Linked DNA regions of Homo sapiens: region 2 is linked to region 1. The links are chromatin loops, found by intact Hi-C in ENCODE. Cell type or tissue: K562. All regions are shown on one strand. Each heading gives the region's core, and the rest is flanking DNA. Links, peaks and the distances in the headings are about the cores only.

What was found. Peaks named below come from ENCODE experiments on the same cell type or tissue, not always from the same donor. Only the 100,000 strongest peaks of a DNase experiment are listed, where the experiment ranks them.
Region 2: it touches region 1 in a loop (2.5-fold over the local background); 5 of 110 quality-filtered maps call a loop at or near these places.

The regions. Positions count from the first base shown.
Region 1 is chr12:89,468,304-89,477,052 of GRCh38, forward strand. It overlaps POC1B-DUSP6 (POC1B-DUSP6 readthrough), which reads right to left. Exons shown (of 11, transcript NR_189589.1): 5 at 3,865-3,972; 6 at 3,311-3,426; 7 at 2,058-2,191. It overlaps POC1B (POC1 centriolar protein B), which reads right to left. Exons shown (of 12, transcript NM_172240.3): 5 at 3,865-3,972; 6 at 3,311-3,426; 7 at 2,058-2,191. Among named protein-coding and RNA genes, the nearest start is that of GALNT4, 52 kb to the right of the region's middle. RefSeq lists a silencer at 2,601-2,720. In K562, for the core only: a CTCF peak has its summit at 2,638 (motif pointing right); a DNase peak (open chromatin) is centred at 2,618.
Region 2 is chr12:89,692,279-89,703,822 of GRCh38, forward strand. All of the region lies in intron 1 of ATP2B1 (ATPase plasma membrane Ca2+ transporting 1), which reads right to left. Among named protein-coding and RNA genes, the nearest start is that of ATP2B1, 11 kb to the right of the region's middle. In K562, for the core only: no CTCF peak of the experiment used is centred there; a DNase peak (open chromatin) is centred at 6,503.

The DNA of each region.
Region 1 (8,749 bases), core at 732-5,731:
TGAGCAGTTACTGCGGAGTTGGACAAGACTGTGCTTGGCACAGTCACAAGATGGATAGCCTCTAGGTCAATTTTTCAGTCCAGATAAGAGTAAGTATTTCTTATCTCAAAAATATTAATATATACCATATGTTTTTAATATGTCCTTAATCTGTACAAGAAAAGTTTTAGGGAAAAACATCTTGTATTTTCCCAAGTAGACTATCCCACAGATTTAGTTTATAATATTAATAGCTTCATAAACACCTTTACTTCCAGACTAAAATTCCATCTTCATGTAGTGTTTTCCTACTGAAAGACTGTGTTTATCTTTTTTCCCTATTATTTTGTACTTTTTTCATGGATATTTCAATCCTTGGCCACTTTTATTTGTTATGTTTATTCAGCCTAAATCCATGGATATGCATATATTTAAGCTGGTTAGTATTTATTTCTGCTTTACCCTAACACCACTGCAGAATAAATGATAACGCAAAGCAGGAAGCCAGGCAGAACCTGTGAAAAAGAAACTCTTCTCTTCTAGACCACAAGGCTCATTCTATTTCTAGATATAAACAGCTTATACTTGTTAAAAGGAAGTACCTCAAAAAAAAAAAGAGGATGCATTCTAAAAAATTCAGAGAAGTTTGAATATTGTCTGGAAGAAAAGACTAGTTTATATACTCAAAAAAATTTATCTAGGCTGGGCACAGTGGCTTACACTTGTAATCCCAGCACTTTGGGAGGCCAAGGCAGGCAGATTACCTGAGGTCAGGAGTTCAAAACAAGCCTGGCCAACATGGTGAAACCTTGTCTCTTCTAAACAAACAAACAAACAAAAAATTAGCTGGGCGTGGTGGTGCGCCTGTACAGAAGGCTGAGGTAGGAGAATCACTTGAACCCAGGAGGCAGAGGTTACAGTGAGCCGAGATTGTGCCACTGCACTCCAGCCTGGGTGACAGACTAAGAATCCATCTCAAAAATAAAGAAATAATAAATTTAAAAAATTGATCTATATGCCAGGGAGGGATCTTTGAACAGGCTCAATAAAAGGCACCCCTCTTACCTACTTGGTTCTAAACCAATTGAGAAATAAGACAAAGGAATACAGCACATAAGAATCGAAATATCACCTTTCTTTCTAATAAATGCTTGTAAAAAGAGAATGTGGCTTTTATGTGTAACACAAATAGGCTTTCTAGAACGGATGCCCAGAATGAGTCACAGGCAACACTAGACAAGGGCAGGTCTCCCCACAAGGAATATCAGAGAAAAACAGTGAAGAATGGCTACTCCCAAAGGCAGGAGAGTAGAAGGTGTTAGGCTGTGCTTACCCAATTTCTCCTAAACCCACCAACAAATTAGCAGAAGGAGTGAGGGAGAGGTGTGAGAGGCTGGGTGTCAGGGCTAAGCGGGACAGCCTCCACATGAAGGAAGGATCTGAAGTATGGAATCTACTTACCCATCACCATTTACCCAGTCAATCTATACAACATACTGATAAAGACAGCAGGAGAAGATTCATTTAATGGCCATTGAAAGATACACATTGATTTTGATAAGAATTACAACAAATAATATTTCTTTTTTTCTTCCATTTTTTTTTTTTGACAGTCTTGCTCTGTTGCCGGGCTGGAGTGCAGTGGTGCAATCTCAGCTCACTGCAGCCTCCCCCTCCTGGGTTCAAGTGATGCCCCTGCCTTAGCCTCCCAACCAAGTAGCTTGGATTACAGGCATGTGCCACCACACCTGGCTAATTTTTTGTATTTTAGTAGAAATGGGGTTTCATCATGTTGGCCAAGATGGTCTCGATCTCCTGACCTCAGGTGATCTGCCCGCCTCAGCCTCCCAAAGTGTTGGGATTACAGGCGTGAGCCACCACGCCCAGCCACAAATAATATTTCTAAGAGTTGCTTCCAGAGGATAAAAACAGCCTTGGAAGTAAAAAAATTTTATGATAGCAGCAATGTGTGCTATGTCTGGAAAAACAATAAAGGGACATAAAAATGGATCAGAAATTTAAAATATATATTATTTTATATTTTTATATATAAAAAGCAAGAATCTGAGTGTTAATACCGTATGTCCTTGAAGTGTATAGATGAGCCTTCCTTCTAAGAGGTCCAGAATCTTAAGGGTACCATCTGAAGAAGCTGTGATGAGATAGTTACCCGAAGGATGGAATGATATGCAATTAACTCCACCGCTGTGAACTGATTTGTAGAAAATAAAAGCAAAAAGTTCAGAGAACAATTCTTACTTTTGAAGATACCCCAGTGCCTTATTAGCAATAGGTTGTAAACAAGAGCACTGTTTCCACAACAACAAAACTCTATATGGCTCACTAAAACGAGTATTTTGGCATCACATAGCTCTAAGCTTCCAGTTAGAGAGCCAGAATAACTTTAAAAATGAGACTGTGTCACGGAAAGGTAATCTTATTGACCACATTACTATAAATTCTTTGGATATATTGCCAATAAAACTGACAGTTAATCATCACCAGCTCAGATAGGGTATATAACCTAGTCTCAAATTAAAGGTAATAACTAATTAGTGGCTTGGGATTAAAGGGAGAAAAGTGTGGAGACAGTTTGAAACGGGCACAGTCCTGCCATCATGCTTGAGACTTTGTCTCCAGACAGTATCCTTCCAACAGGAGGCAGTATAACACAATGATCAAAAGTTAATTTTTCTATGCACTGTGTAAGCAGGAAGACCTAAGTAGTTCTATTGATTCTTTGAGCAAGTTAATTACCCTATTTAAATCTCAATTTCCTTATCTTAAAAATGTGAGTAATAATGATACCTCCTAGGAATATTGTTTAGATTTGGCACAGTGTCTGCTACATAGTAAACACTGGAAAAGCTACTATGTTTAATAATCATTTCGATTTAATATAAATCCAATATAAACCAAGAAAATTCACTTCTCTTTTAGTTCAATATCAATACATAGGCATAGTAGGTAGTTGTTTTCTACCAGTTATAACACCTATTTGTGCTCACGTAACTCCCTGTGATTCAGAATTCAGTCATTTCTATCCTGACTTCTCACACAATGCTGATAACCAGAATTTGAAAATCTCATAGCAACTTCTTTTTTTTTCTTTAAACCAGCCCTCACATCATTTTTAAGGTCTCTTCACTTCCTGCTGTCCTTGAGCTTCTGAGACCCTGCTGTTGATGGGAGCTAATTATACTATTCTCTAGCCTGTTCCAAGGCAGCCCATGACCCCAAGTAAGACAGCCAAACCACACCAACAAGGAGAATCAGTCCTTCCAAAAGGAGTCCATTCGGTAACTGAATTTTTTGTTAGGAAAATTGTTACCTTGGTAATGCTGTAGTAATTTGTTCACTCTTACATCCCAGACTTTCACAGTTTGATCAGAACCTGCTGAAGCTATGCATGTACCACTAGGGTTAAAGTCCACAAAATTTGCAAATCTAGGAGGAAAGAATAAGATGACCTAATATTTCAATTTCTTTTTTTTTTTTTTTTGAGACGGAATCTCACTCTTGTCACCCAGGCTGGAGTGCAGTGGCGCAATGTCAGCTCACCGCAACCTCCGCCTCCTGGGTTCAAGTGATTCTTCCACCTCAGCCTCCCGAGTAGCTGGAATTACAGGCACATATCACCATGCCCAGGTAATTTTTGTATTTTTAGTGGAGACAGGGTTTCACTATGTTGGTCAGGCTGGTCTCAAACTCCTGACCTCAGGTGATCCGCCTGCCTCAGCCTCCCGAAGTGCTGGCATTACAGGCGTGAGCCACTGCACCCGGCCATATTTCAATTTCTTTACTCATTTATTTATTTAAATTGTTATAATCAAACGTCTCCTTAGAAAACTAACCCACATAAATGCACAAAGAAAGTGTACTTACCCAACGGAATCTGAGAAGTTATTAACACATTGCTTATTTGTGGTATCCCAAATTTTAATAGTTTTATCCTCACTACATGACACAATTAGTCTTCCATCGGGTGAAAATCTAGAAAGAAGAAGAAAGAAGATGTTTTATGTGAAAGGCTCTGGAGAGTCACCACCTCACCTCTACACCACAAATAAACCAGGCTGTAAATATTAAATACCAGAGACCACTGTTACCATCCCATGCAGTAAAGTCATATTCTGCAGCCAAGATCTTCATCATGACAAACAACACTGACAGACCATTAAAAGGTCAAAATATGCTATGTAGACTAACCAAGTTGCTTTTTTCCTTTTATTCTTTTATTAAAATAATTTTGGTTTTATTGCATCTGCTTTGGGGTTTTGATTCAATTCTGTACTCACTCTAAGCCAAGTGCCTTGTATTTTTAAAAGAACTCTCTTCTATTTCTGTCACTTGCCAGCATTATCCATATGATTCAAGAGAGAGCCTTTATTACTCATCCGACCAAGCTTGCAGTGAAACTTTTTGTAAGAAAAGGAATGGTGTGTTGAGAATTAAAATTAAGTGACATCACCAACAAAAGAACCTAACTGCCCATGCCTGTAACTTCCTGGACTTGGGGAGGCCAGAGAGCTCCAATGGACTGAAAATAGGACAATTCATTTATACAGAACAGAACAGAAGTTCCTTCATGGAGAAATCTATCATCCACACGCCCCATTAAAAAGCAAATGAGAAAAATCTCAGACATCTTGTCTGCTGTTTTATGCTGTCTATTCCTTTAATATCCTTCCCAAGGTTCTTTTTTTATTGTTTGGCCACAATGCCTTTTAAATATAAACAGAAAAGCAGAAGACCACAGAGAAAATAAAAACAAATTTTAGACTATTAGAAAACTATGAATAGTATTTTTATTATTAATATTTTCACAGTAACAAAAACCAAAAAAGACAGATTTGGGTCACAGACTATATTTCAATTTTATTTGTAGTTTCCCTCTATGCCCACAGTAAAGATTACTATGAGTCATCAATTAAGGGTGTGGAATATAATTGAAGATTTTTCTTTTTGTTCTCTCCCTACTCCCATTCTTAAGGCTGACCTAAAATTAATTCTTTGTGACAGAAACTTTGCATCTGGCGTTCACAGATTCACACAGAAAAAAGGCACAAAGAAGTTCCATGTGAAATAATATTTAAAAATCAAGAAGTCTGGGTGCAGTGGCTCATGCCCGTAATCCCAGCACTTTGGGAGGCTGAGGCAGGCGGATCACCTGAGGTCAGGAGTTCGAGACCAGCCTGGCCAACAGGGTGAAACCCTGCCTCCACTAAAATAGCCAGGCATAGTGGCAGGTGCCTGTAATCCCAGCTACTCAGGAGGCTGAGGCAGGAAAACCACCTGAACCCAGGAGGCAGAGGTTGCAGTAAGCTGCGATTGTGCCACTGCACTCCAGCTTGGGCGACAGAGCAAGACTCGCCTCAGAAAAGAAAAAAAAAAAAAAAAAAAAGTCAAGAAAATAACCTTTCAAGGAAAAATTTTCCATGCTGGGTAGTTTACCCTGATTTTACAGTAAGTAAAAATTTATTAATATTTTCTTTCAGAAAATGTGAGAAAGATTCAAATCTGAAGGGCAGTATTATAAAAAGGCTCCAAACAGAGGAAGCTTATTATATATAGAACCTGGGGAAAAAAACCTACTCAGTATCCCCACGGATAAACTTGGCATAATAATTATAAAAAACTGGCCAGGCGCGGTGGCTCATGCCTGTAATCCCAGCAGTTTGGGAGGCCGAGGCAGGCGGATCACCTGAGGTCAGGAGTTTGAGACCAGCCTGGACAACATGGTGAAACCCCATGTCTACTAAAAAATACAAAAATTAGTGGGGCATGGTGGCAGGTGCCTGTAATCCCAGCTACTTAGGAAGCTGAGGCAGGAGAATTGCTCGAACCCGGGAGGCAGAGGTTGCAGTGAGCCGAGATTGCACCACTGCACTCTAGCCTGGGTTACAGAGTAAGACTCTGTCTCAAAAGGAAAAAAAAAAAACCTGTAAAAAACTAATGCAAGGGATCAAATTGTCTTACTTACTAAGCTTCTTTTTAAAAAATATTACTTAATGTGACTATGTTAAGTGACCAAAATATTTCTATGAGAGGACTTAACTCTTACATTTCAAGAAAGCAATTATGGAGAAAAATATTTAATAAAATGAAATGCTTAGATAATAACAAAATATAGAAGTACTTACCCTATGACATCAACCAAATACTACCACCACCATCACATCATTATCCTACCCACATTCCTTGAGCACATGTGTCCTAGAACGGTTATTAACACATTACATGTAGCAACTCATTTAATTTTCAGCATAACCCAGTAAAACAGGTGCTACTGCTTGTCTCAATTTACAGTGAAGAAACAGAGGCACATAAAGGATAAGTAACTGCCAGTGTTATCAGGTCAGTGGGGAGAGGGGTCTGGATTTGAATCAGGCAGTTGTTTCCACAGCCAAATCTCTGAACCACTCTGCTTAAGTCTGACAAAAAGGAAAGTGTCTTCTACTGGCCCAAATTACTTAGAGCACTGGAAGTTCTGTGTGGCTTCTGTGTAAACAACAGAAGGTTCTAAAGTGGAGAGGAACCACGAGGCAGTGCTGTTAGGAGGCTATACACCATCCTTGAATAAACATCTGTGTGTGTTGCCATAAGCTGTAGGTAAAACAGACATGGTCCCTGTCCTTGTGGAGTTTGTGGGAAAAATTTTCACCCACTGATTCATTCAAAGATTCCCTGAGCACTTGTCAGTACCTGGCACTGGGCACTGCTGTGGGTAGTAGGAATATAGCTGTGAATGAGACTGGCAAGATCCCTGCCCTTATGAGGCTTTTGTTCTAGGGAGAAGGGAGGGCACACAAAAAACATAATTTTAGAAAGTGATAGGAAAAAGGGTTGTTAACAAAACAGGTGCCAATTTGTTACCAGAAGCTCCATAGAGGAAACAGGATTTTAAAGAAACTTGCAAATGAGGAAAAGTGTTATCTTGGTCAGCTAAAAGTGCCTCCTGAGCAGGAGGGCCCATAGCTGGGAGAAATTTCCCAGAGCAAAATAAATGAAGGGATGTGAACCTCGAATGAGTTAAAGTACAGGCAGTGGCTGGGAAGAACCTGGTGCCAGAAGGAGGCGAGGTTTCTACCATCAACTTAACAGAAACTAAAGGGGACTGAGGTTAAGGCCTTCCCCCTGCTCTGGTCACTGCATTATAATCCTGCATATGCTCTCTGTATGTGTTTTTTTGCATTTGAGGTGGCTGAAAGTGAGAATGATGATTTCTATTTCCTCCTCCTCCCTTTTATTTTTAATTAGATACATCAAAAATAGGTTAGCACCAATAAAACAGGCTTCTCTTTGCCTTGACTTTGATTAGGAAAGGTTAGTCCTTTATCGTCAGGGCTCAAATAACATCTAACTAGACTTTTAAGAATTTAAAGAGGATATAAAATTTCTACTAAGACATTAATAGATTTCTGACTCTCTTAATTTAGTACCACCCAACTGCCTTTAAAAACGTCTACAAAGTGTGTCACCAAGATGAATATTACATTAGTCAATAGTGACTACTGGATCAGCAAACATGGACATTCGAGAGTTTAAGAGGCATATGAGAAGTTAGCTGAACTACTACTGAATTCCTTAAACTTTACTGGTATTCACTCAAAAGAATGAGGGAATTCTTTTTTTTTTTTTTTTTTTTTTTTGAGACAGGGTCACCCAGGCTGGAAAGCAGTGGTGCAATCTCGGCTTATTTCAGCCTCGACCTCCAGGGCTCAGGTGATCATCCCACCTTAGCCTCCCAAATAACTGGGATTACAGGCTTGTGCCACCTTGCACGGCGAAGTTTTGTAATTTTTGTAGAGACAGGGTTTCGCCATGTTGCCCAGGCTGGTCTTGAACCCCTGGGCTCAAGCAATCCTCCTGCCTTCACCTCCCAAAGTGCTAGAATTACAGGCATGATCCACTGTGCCCAGCCCAGAATGAGGAAATTCTTGAACTTATTTCTAGTAAAACTGATTCACATGTCCTTGAAAATAGCCCAAATTATATAACAGGAGTCTTTTTAACTTGGAATCTACAGAGTTCCTGTAATTGTATGTAAAAATTTTATGTCTATATTCATAGTCATAGTTACTTGTTCATTACAGAACCAAAAACGTCCATGAACCATGAAAAGTCTTAAAGTGCTTTCATAAGGCCACGTGTGGTGGCTCATGCCTGTAATCCCAGCACTCTGGGAGGCTGAGGCAGGCAGATCATTGAGGCCATCAGTTTGAGACAAGCCTAGGCAATATGGTGAATCCCCATCTCTGCTAAAAATGCAAAAATTAGCTGGGCCTGGTGGTGCATGCCTGTAATCCCAGCTACTTGGGAGGCTAAGGCAAGAGAATCAGGGAGGCGGAGGCTGCAGTGAGCCAAGATCGCACCACTGCACTCCAGCCTGGGTGACAAAGTGAGACTGTCTCAATAGATAGATAGATAGATAGATAGATAGATAGATAGATAGATAGATAGATAGATAGATAGATAGACAGACAGACAGACAGACACTTTTATAAAAAATTCAAATTTTCCTTTGGCTATTTCTTATCTTCAGAATACATTTTCTATAAAAACACATTCCCAGCACTCAGGGCTCTGGGACCAAACAGGGCAGGCACTATTTCATGTCCCGTAAGACACAAATCATTAGTAAGAGGAACTCTGAAGCCAACAGCTCTTCAGTAGTAGGAGGAAGCAGTAAAAAGTAGTGGAAATAAGACTGCTCAGTAAATACCAAGTCCTGAATTCTAGGGCCAGTTCTGCAACTGTCCAGCTATGT
Region 2 (11,544 bases), core at 4,048-9,047, 230 kb after region 1:
TGAAGAAAGTGAACTATGCCTAGACGACAGCAGATCCTTGAATAATATTTCATTTAACATGGTTTCATTACGACATTGATGAGAAAAAACAAAATCAATTCCAGGCTGGGACGACTGTGTGGAATCTTCACTTTCTCCCTATATCTGCATGGGTTTTCTCCAGGTATTCTGGTTTTCTCCCACATACTAAAGATGTGCTTCAGGGAGAGGCTCTGGCCACTCATGACCCTGAACTGGAATCAGCAGATCAGAGAAATGAATTAATAATTACAAATTATTGTCAAATAAAAATTACTAAAGTATACAATAATCATACAAATGCTCTATAAGAAATGATGTGGTATGAGAGCAATCTGCAAGCTTGCTGTTTTTATGATTGTTTTTGAACTTCGTGTGGTAGGAGGTGCTCCTTACAATTTTCACTTAGCAAACATTTATTCTTTGATTTAACCTACTACCTACCATGACCACTGTCACTCACTGATTCACCAAAAATTGGGTTGTCTTATTAATCTTTCTTAAATGTATGTATGGAATTACTTATTTCAATGTTTAATATCAGATATTTGGTAATGTTTTTGTGACCAGAAATATGCCATAAGAACTTAACTCTTGTTTATATCGACTAGTCTATGGTAAAATTGGTTTCGTTACACATCATTTCACTTAATGTTGCAGTGTCCAAGAACCTATTGGCCACACTGAGGATGTACTGTATGCTTCTGTCAGTAAAGTATTTCTGAATGTATACTTAATTTTTCATTTTACTCCCTACAACTAGTATTAAGCCAATAATTTATTTTCTAACTGTTATTTCAGAATTAAGTAAATACTGAATATGAAGTGATGGCAACACAGACAAGGAAATGACTGTGCCTAGGGAAGCTGCAGCAATGCCTTATCAAAGAACTGACTTTTAAAGTGAGTCTTGAATGAAGAGTCCTATTTTGTAATATTTAGGCAAGGGGAGTATGATTTACAAAGGCATAAACAATGAAAAGGTTGGGCATGTCTTTAACACAGGAAGAACTCCTGCTATGATACGAAGTAACCATTGTGACAGGAGGAATGGAGCAGTATAGAAGGCTCAGAGTTTAACTGGACACATTCATTTATTAAGTACTAACTTAATGAATAATCTAAATGATAAGCACCTAACTTTCTGGACAGGACAGAAGAACTTCATGAAGGAGCTTCATAATGAGTCCTAAAAAAATGACTAGTTTGGATGAGGACATTCCAGATAGGAAGAGCAGCACACAGCCGTTGCTTTTTAACCAAATTGTCCATGCCTATTAAGTTTTGTGAATTCTTATTTTTTACTTTAAAAACCTTCCTTTTCCATCACTAAAATGTAAATTTTCAATTAGTTCCTATGATACTTGTGCTTGATTCTAAACAGTCTTTCTAGTTTCTGAAATTTGCTCTCTTTCATCTGCAGTGTGCTGGCAAACCAGTTATCAAAATGTATTTAAAATATGAATAAATACAGCAAGTAAACACCTAAAGTGGAGTAAGGTGCTGAGAGTCTTGATTCATGAACTTCTGGCGGCTTAGAGGGCTTTTCTGCCAATTTCCTGGTTCTCTACTTTGTTTTACATGGTTCAGGAAACTGGATAAATAATAGCCTTAGGCTGGGAGAAAAATTATCCTACACCTCTCTCCATTCTTCTTCTATTTCTGCTTTCTCTTTGATTCCTCCCCATTCCAGTAGCATTCCAGATAGCGATTAGTCCACTAAGTTACATTCCAGGACAAGAAGACTGGTTTCCACTGACCTCAAAATTAGAGGAATGTCATGGTACAATTAATTTGATACATTTCGTCCTTTTATACCCATAACTATTCTAAGTAATTATTACTTGAGTAGCCAAAAGAAACACTTGCACTGAATGTTCAAATACATATATATAGAGAAAGATGTGTATCTACTAACTAGATATAAAAAAGTTATATTCAACTACATAATCTGTCCTATTCTCTCTCCCTCTCATATCCCACTTACAGCTGTCACCTTAATTTTAAAAAATCCCCAATGCCACTATAATCTATGACTTTTAATGACAACCTCAAACTCCTTCTGTGCATGTGCAGATCTAGATTAAACTATAATCTCTCAACATCCCCCAAACCACTCAAAGTTTCCTCCTTTCAACTCCTTAGGGTATCTGCTTATGGGGGGGTTACCTGGTATCAAATACATTGAAGGGGCATGGCCAAAGAATCTGCTCAAAAGAGCTTTCCCTCCACTCGGAAATAAGGCCTTCAACCAATACAGTTCCCACTTGTGGAAACATTTAATTTAAATCTAGGGCCACAGGTATACTTCAGGAAGGGAGACAGGAGGAGCAAGTCCAACATTATGAAAAACTGATAGCCTGGCTTGCTACCTAGGCTGTGTGCAGAAGTACAAACAGAGCTCAGCACAACTTAGAAAACCCTCCAAATGTAATTGTGACAGAAGGCCAGAGATCACCATCAAGAATTCTAAGAACTGGCCAGGCGCAGTGGCTCACGCCTGTAATCCCAGCACTTTGTGAGGCCGAGGAAGGGGAATTGCTTGAGCCCAGGAGTTTGAGACCAGCCTGGGCAACATGGCGAAACCCTATCTCTACAAAAAGTACAAAAATTAGCCGAGCATGGTGGCACATGCCTATAGTCCCAGCTACCCGGGAGGCTAAGGTGGGAGGATCACCTAAGCCCAGAGAGATCGAGTCTGCAGTGAGCCATGATCGTGCCATTGCACTCCAGCCTGGGCGACAAGAGCAAGATGCTGTTTCAAAAAAAAAAAAAGAAAAGAATTATAAGAATAGGATACAATGGTAGCAAAACTACTGAAGTCTGAAGGTTTGACAGCAGATTCTAGAACGCTTTTCTTCTTTACTTGTATAAGAATAGCTGGAAACAATATACCCCTATTCATTATAGAAGAGATCACAGACCAGGAATGGGACATGTGCACACACTTACACTGGTTCTGGAAGCATACAGCACCTGATGAATCACTGCACAAAAAAGGAAACCAAGAAGGAACACCAGACACACTGAGCAAGGCTGACTTAAAGCTCTACATAACAGTCTCTCCTCTCAGCAGGTCACAGTTGTTACGGTCTACCCTAGCAATCATATAAATATTTTTTAAAAGAAAATATTTATCTCAAATCTGAAATTTTCTACTTGAAATGAGAATTAAAAAAAAGAAAAAAATTCATATATGATGTCACAGAAAGAGCCTGCCAAGACACCTTTAAATTTCCCTAGTTTTACCTCGTTTACAATACTGAAACTTAACTTTTTTGGACTAACTCTTTAGCTGTAGTTGTATTTAAGTTTAGATGTCAAACTTCTGAAGTTTTCTCCTCTATTAAAAAAAAAGATAGATACATTAATCTATTAAGCAACATTTTACAAAAACATCTACTCACTGGCATTTTTAAATAGTAATACCCATTTCCATTGGCTGCTTCTTAGTATTCTATTCTATTTAGTAAAGTCTATCCTGCTCTTTAGAAGCAGGGATAGTAAAATTCTTGTTTCACAAAAAATTAAATTTATATAACATAGTTATAAGAAAATATTTCCAATCTTTGTGTCATTTACCTGACATATCATTCAGCTCAAATTTAAAAGAAACAGTATCTGTGATAAATTCTCACCCCAAGCACACTACAGTTTCTATAAGATGCAGAAGTCCAGTGTCAGTGGATTCAAGCTCAAGACCAGACACAAGAGGCTCATTCAAGAATCATTAACAACCTCACAGGTATAAACAGGGCATTGTGCCAAGGGTGAGTGACAGAAAGATGCACAGTTCCTGCTCCCAAACTGAACATGTCACGGAAGTGTCAAACATGTGAACAACAAAATATGAATTCTTAAAAGTGCTATGGAAATTTGGAAAAGTAAAGCAGAGACCTGGAAATGAGTGGGACATACTATAGACACAGCAAGAAAAGACAGACTCCCCAAAATCTGACCAGCCTCAGAGAAAGGAGACTGGAAGAAAATTTTAGTCATAAGACCACAAACTACCAAAATCCTTTAAATACAGTAAATACAGAGAAACAATCATAAATGAAGACAAACATATGCAAATAAAGATGCTCACTGGAAGATTATTTAACAGAAAAGAATTAAAATCAAAACATCCAATAACAAGGGACTAGCCATAGGATACAACATTATTAAAATGTTGTTAATGAAAAAATTTAATGACATGAGAAAATAATACAAAGTTTCTAAAAAGCACATAATTATACCTACATTATCTGAAGGATGTTAATAGGTAAGTTTTTCAAAAGATAAAAACCATTAAAGTGTTAAAACTAGCTATTTCTCAGACGGAGGATTATGAGTGATTTGTTTCACTTTACATTGTCCTATTTTCCAAACATTATATAGTGTTACATTTCTAACTGGTAAAAAGGTTATGTAAGTCACTGTATTTTAGGGTATTCATAGCCCTTTAAAACTATTCATAGCCCTTTTCATCTCTTTCTATAGAGAATATCTCATCCATATATTACACAGAACCCACTCATTTAAATGGGTTAATATGTGTAAATTGCTTTGAACAGTACCAGCAGGTAGAAGGCAGCTACACAGGTGTTCATTTTATTCAATAATCATACATTCCCTTTAGTCAAAGTAACTAGTGTGTTTTGGAGCTAGTCTGTTTTTCATGGCATGTTAACAAAAGAACATTAGTTTTGTTTTTTTTTTCACCCTCTAAATTCTAACATCTCTTAAGAAATGACTGCTGTTTTCCCGAGATTCTACTTCCTTCAAAAAAAAAAAAAAAAAAAGCAAGAAGTAATTCAAATATCAAGTTCCTTAATAGGAAGACAGAAATTTAATGAGTGGAATGGAATTTGGCCTTATCCAGATGAAGAAACAGAAATCATACACCAGACTCTTATCAGGCAGTGGGCTATATGTAATTATTTGGAAAAAATGTCTTTATATGTCTTTATGAGCTTGGGGTATGGCGGGTCAGAATCTCAGGGGAAGACTCAAGAAACCAAATAAGGCAATCAATTGTTCTATATAATAAAGAAATGAGGAATCTGGATTTGCAAAGTAGAGGATGACTGGAGGGAGAAATTAAGGAAGGGGACTCTTGAGTTATCCATAGACTGTCTTCACTAAAGAAATGTTCCTTCATGTCCACATTGCTCACTTCTGCTTTTGTAAAAATGGATTATTTTACCCAAAGTAAAATTGAGTTGTGTATCTAAATTGCACAAGACTGTACAAAGACACAGGAGATGAATGACAGATGACATATCTGGGTTATCCACACATTTAAACTTATTTCATACATGTATTCATTTTCAGTTTTGACAAACTTATACATGCATAAAGTCTGTTTAGGAAAACAAATCCAAAAGGCTTTTTTTTTTTTTTTTTTTTAAATATTAGCAGTCCTCTTAGTTCCTCCCCACCCCCACCGTTTTTTCAAATATCAGCAGTCCTCTTAGTCCCCCATCCCATTTTCTACTCTGAAGCAACTAGGAAAAGTACCCTCAAATCCTTCATCTCCACAAATAATGCTTACAAAGCTACCGCTTGCTTTTTCAGTTACAGGCTTCATATATATCTTTCCCCCACCTGCCGAGATGGAGTCTCGCTCTGTTGTCCAGGCTGGAGTGCAGTGGCACGATCTCAGCTCACTACCTCCGCCTCCTGGGCTCAAACAATTCTCCTGCCTCAGCCTCTAGTAGTGGGGATTACAGGCCCATGCCACTACGCCCGGCTAATTTTTGTATTTTTAGTAAAGACGGGGTTTCACCATTTTGGCCAGGCTGGTCTCGAACTCCTGACCTCAAGTGATCCACTCATATCTTTTATCACCATTCTTCTTCCCATCCCCAGCACAAACACAAATGCTTCCTAAAGTACTTTTATCAAGAACATATAAAGAAATTACAACTCGATAATAGGAAGAGACTGTATGTTACTGGAACCAAAATGTCCATCAACAGGCGAACGGACAAATTGTGGTGTATCTATACAGTGAATCCTCATCAGCAATAACAAGAACTACTAATATACACAACATGGATGAAACTCAATTATGGTGAGTGAATGTCAGACCAAAAAAGAACACATACTGTATGATTCCATGTACATAAAATTCCAGAAAAGTCAAATTATTCTATAGCGACAGAAAGCAGATCGGGGCTGCCTGAGGAAAGGAGGAGCTGGGGTAGGGGAAGGGAAGGAAGATAAGGAGGCACAAAAAATTTAGGGGAATGATTACCTGACTGTGGTGGCGACTGTGGAAATATATACATGCCTCAGAACTCAAGTTTTTCACTTTAAGTGTAAAGTTTATTCTATGCCAATTATATCTTAGTAAGACTATAACAAATTTGTTTATGAGAAAAAAAGGACACAAACTAAATAGAAGTTCTGGATTCAATATGGGTTTCACAGTAGGGTGAGCTGACTGGGACATTTTCTTTGGAGACACAGACACAGCCAATGTCCGATTCTTGAGGTCTTTTACCTTGAGCTGGTCAGGTTAGATAAGACACTTCTATTCTGGCCAGAATTCTGAAAGCTGGGTGAGGGAAGAAGACTGGTGATCTTAACATAAATAGGTAAACACTCGGTTTTGAGTGTGGTACCCTGGTTTTCAACTGTATTCCCAGTGTGCATAGCCTTCTCCAGAAAGCAAGCTTCCAGCCTTCTGCAAGGATGAAGGAAAAGAGATCACAGAGTACAGACAGAGGGAAAGATATCTGGGTATCAAATTCCTAAAATTTCAACCAGTTCTCCCGTTTTGCCCCCCTGTCCCCTCTTCACCATGGGTCCCATGTTTTCCCAGCTTTGAGCTCTCAGGGAATTCTATAAACTGACTTGTTTCTGGGCTTTTCTATTACTTAGAGATCAGCTTTTTAAGTCTACTAAGTCAACGCCTTCTAAAATTTTGGTGTGGGTTTCTCTTCTCCCTTGTGGATTTATGGCTTTTTTAAAAAAGAATTCCCTTATTCTCATTTTAGTATATGTTTGGCAAGAGGCAGAGTTAAATGCTAGTAATATGCCACTTGTTTAACTGAAATCTTAGATAATTTAGCTTTTCAATAAATGTATTTATCTTCATAAATCAAACACGGTGTATCACAGACGAAACGTCAAAATGATGACAAAGTAGTTAAAAGACAAAATTGGAAGGCAAACCTAACAGAATAAAGAAATAAATGGTTGAAAGTTTGGGGGGAGCGGGTAACCTGTTTTTGCTATACAAATTTTGTTAAAAGCCAAATTTTCAAGAGAGAAAAATCAAAACCCCCTGACTTTGTACTTTTTGAGGAGTTAAAGAAACCAAGTGATTTATCCAAGACAAGTGGGCTTTTTAGTGGTGAAGATAAATTTCACATTTAAATCTGGTGAGTCCTTAACATATCATGGAGTAAAAACCAAAACCAAAGGAGACACAGGCTCTGAGAAAGGTGGGTATTTCTAGCAAAAGAAATGCTGTCAGCAGGAGGGCCGGAGGTGATCAAGTTCCAGCATTAAATTATGTACATAAAAACAGTAGTGCTTAAGCTCAAAGGCAGGGTCATCTATTTTTTGAGACAGAGACGGTCTCCCTCTGTCGCCCAGGCTGTAGTGCTGTGGCACAATCTCAGTTCACTGCAACCTCTACCTCCTAGAATCAAGCGATCCTCCTACCTCAGCCTCCCAAGTAGCTAGGACTACAGGTACACGACACCATGCCTGGCTAAATTTTTTTTTTTTTTTTTTTTTAGTAGAGATGAGGTTTTGTCATGTTGCCCAGGCTGGTCTCAGACTCCTGTGGTCAAGCAATCCTCCTGCTTCAGTCTCCCAAAGGGCTGGGATTACAGGCAGGAGCCACTGCGCTCGGCCAAAGACAGGGTAACATAAACTTTACCCTAAATCCACTGTGCATGCAGAAAGGGGTTGACTGACGAATCCTTGTTTTTCTGAGACTCGACATGCAGACAGTTTGATGCTAGAGGAGCTCCCTTTCCTAGGCTTTGTCATATTTCTTTCCCATTCACTGACTGACCTTCCTTGTTTTCAGCCCTCTATTTGCACTGGTACCCTTTAACTCAGTAGTTCTCCGCTATGGTATTAGTTGTCAGGAGTGTCCACACTTAAGTACCTTAAGTTCATGAGTCATTTTTTAAGCAAACAAAAAAGAGTAGTTATAGCACTTACTTTCTTTTGAGCATGAATAGAGAAGAAAAGGACAGAAGTATAGCAAAGAAATTAAAAATCTCTTAGTATTAGAGGTACTAAAAAAATCTAGATATTAGCAAGGGAGAATGGAGTATATGTCAGTATCATCCATGAGTGTCCCAGTAGAAAAACAACTTACTAATCTAACCAATTTCACTTTTGCTGATTCCATTCATCTCTACCTTCAGATTTCTTTTTATTTTCTTCACTACCAAAACCACTCCTGTGCTACTCTTTGACCAACAATTTTATTATGATTATTATTGCAACGTCAATTAAAGCAGGAGCAAGTCTTAGAACTCCTTCCACAATACCTTACCAACAATTAGACCTATAAAATTTAAAAGGTTGGGAGAATACTCAATAGCAGTGCACCTGTAAGGTCTCAGCTGTGCTAATCATAGGAAAATGAATAATTTCTGGAGAACAACTCTTATTTTTTCAAGCATTTTTAAATATAACAGCTTACATACTAAAGCTATATAAATCTTTAGTTACTTAAATGTCTAAAATTACTACTCTATGTATCACTCAGACATTCAATAGAAATGATAAAGTCAAATACAGGCTTTCCTTCTTGACTTCTTGGCAGCTGGAAGAATAATCCATTGCTATACTCTAATACAGACCATATACCTACTCTTCTTCCTGATGCCTAGTGATTCTGTAGCAGGTCATGATCTAACAGTTTGCTCTCAGTTCATGGAACGGCAGCAATGATATGATGCTCAGTCTTTGGTCTGTCTAAATGTGCCCATTCTTCAAAACTCAGCATTACTCCACCCTTTCCCATCATCTCTCTTTGATTTTCTGGTCTGAAGTCCTCCGGGTTGTACACTTCCCATTTATTATCCCTTTGTCTTAGTAATTCATTTGGAGATAACATAAAAGAACTGAGATAAGATATAGGGTTCTATATCACGATATATAGAACTTTATCCAGCAAATGTTCAGGTACTATTTTTTTTGGCATATTGGTTTAGGATTTAGACATTGTGTAGCTTCTGTTAAAGTAAAGCAGAGAAGGTTAAGGAAATTTTTCTGGGAGATTTTTAAAACCTTTTTACCTTTGGAATTTTAACCTTACTCAGATGGGTTCATAAGGCAATGTTTTATTTCTGGAAGATAGCTACATACATTTCACAGAATGTTACTAGGACAGTAGAATTTAGCTTCTCTACAGGCAGGACTTTTCCACTTCTGAATTTCAATGTGGCAGTTAATTTGGTTTTTTTGTTTGGTAAACAGGTTCTTTGCTGTGTCACCCAGGCAGCCTCGAACTCCTGGCCTCAAGCGAACCTCCTGCCTCAGCCTCCCAAAGTGCTAGGACTTATAGGCATCAAGCACAGCATCTGGCCCCTAAGGGTCCTATCAGGTGAGAGGAAAAACACATACACATTCACAACAAAAGGATGAGGGACCACCAGACTCTAAGACCGTCACACAGTGGACAGTCAGCAATACTACAGTATGCAACACAGCTCTCAACTCCAGGAAACACAATTCATTTTGTGTTGTATGTGAACAGCATCCCCTGGAGTTGTGCAAAGCAGTGATCCTGGTACACAAAGTTAACAAGGTGAGATGTTCCACTAAAGGGAGTTTTGTGAAATGAGAGGACAAAACACTAGCCACATTTAGATTCAGCCCTTATTAGCACCTTGAAGTACCAGAGAAGTTCCAAACTGCATAAACCAGCATATCCTGGAGTTTGGTTGTGCCTCTTTCCCCCAGGAAATCCCTATTAATATTTTTTGGAACCAGCATTCTAAAACACAATTTAGAAAACACTGAGCTACTTTATAAAAGGCCTTCAGAGTCAAGTTGTATTTTGATAAAGAGAAAAATAAAAAAAAGATGAAAGTTTTAGTGAAGAAACTGTGGTTTAAAATAGGTTATTGAAAAACAAAAGAAAATTCTGGCACAAATATGAAAGGTAGATTAAAGCAGCAGATCTGAGAGTTTTGAGAGTACAAGATTATTATTTAAAATCCTCCTGAGAGAGAACTCACTCACAGGGTTAATACAATGAATAATAGATCCACATTGTTAATAAAAAAGTATTTAAAAAGCATCTTTCAAGTTAAACAGTCAAATCTTCTTTAAGACCTATTTTTTTCAGAAAACATAAATTTGACTCCTAAATTTATCAGGTCTGTACAGTAGTCATGCCAGTTTACAGTTAGGCAGTGTAATCTCAGATTTCACAGTGTAAGCAAGCATTGGTCCATTCAACACTACCTTTATTTGTTCCCTCAGAGGCCCAGGTGACAGTAGTATTACTACAAAAGCAGGTATCCCATATTTTAAGAAACCATATTGTTGGAAGTCACTGTACTTAGAAATACCAAATATTCTTATAACTAAAAACACCACATACGATTTGGAATAGCTGACACTGTCCTAGGAAAAATTTAATAGAAAATAGCTTTTAAAAATATGGCAAAAAAAAATGTGCCCACAGTTTATTTGGACCTCTCTGCCAAAAATATTTATTAATTTAGATTACCATAAGCTTTAGTAAATTACAAGCTATGATTCCTAAATAAACCTTAAGGTGTAGCCAACAAGACTAAGTTTTGGAACAAACAAAAACAGGTTCCCAACAGTCTTGAGATGAACCTGCTTTGAAATTAATTTTATTATAAAATATATTTTAAATGCAGATACAGGCTATTTGCTATACTGTTATAAATGAAGCAAAAAACAACTGCATTTCAAAACTGGTCTTAAAGAGGAAAATTATTAAAGGCAGGTAATTCACGTGGATATGGTATTAGATAAAATAGTTCCAAAAGTCAGAGTAGATTGGTGAACTACACAAACGGTTATTTAACATTTAAGTGAGACAGCAGTAACTTCTGTTTTAATGCATAAAATAGTAAATTATCAATTAGTATGCTATCACTAATATTCTTGGAAGATCTACTTGCTGTTTTTGAAAGAGCAACTGCTTGTTAACTAAAATTAAAGAGAGCTATCTATCCACTAACTTATGTCCTTTTAGTCTGAAGGAATATCCGATCTTTTCTTCTAACAAAGAGCTAGACTAAAGGATAAACACACACTACTGTAAGGATACAGCATGCATTATTTTTATGAATATAAACTCTGGTGTCTAAGTCATTTGAAAATGGCAGACATTAAGACATGAAAATAAAAGAACATTCTCTAATAGTTTACAGTGCTTAATAAGTAACTTAAGTAACCACAGATGGATCTTCTGAAAGACTGGGCATACATAGATAACAGAAATATTTTCAATTTATCAGTTCTAGGATTGTCACAAAAACCATCGACATCAACAAATCAAACTTTGCTACTGATTTAGGT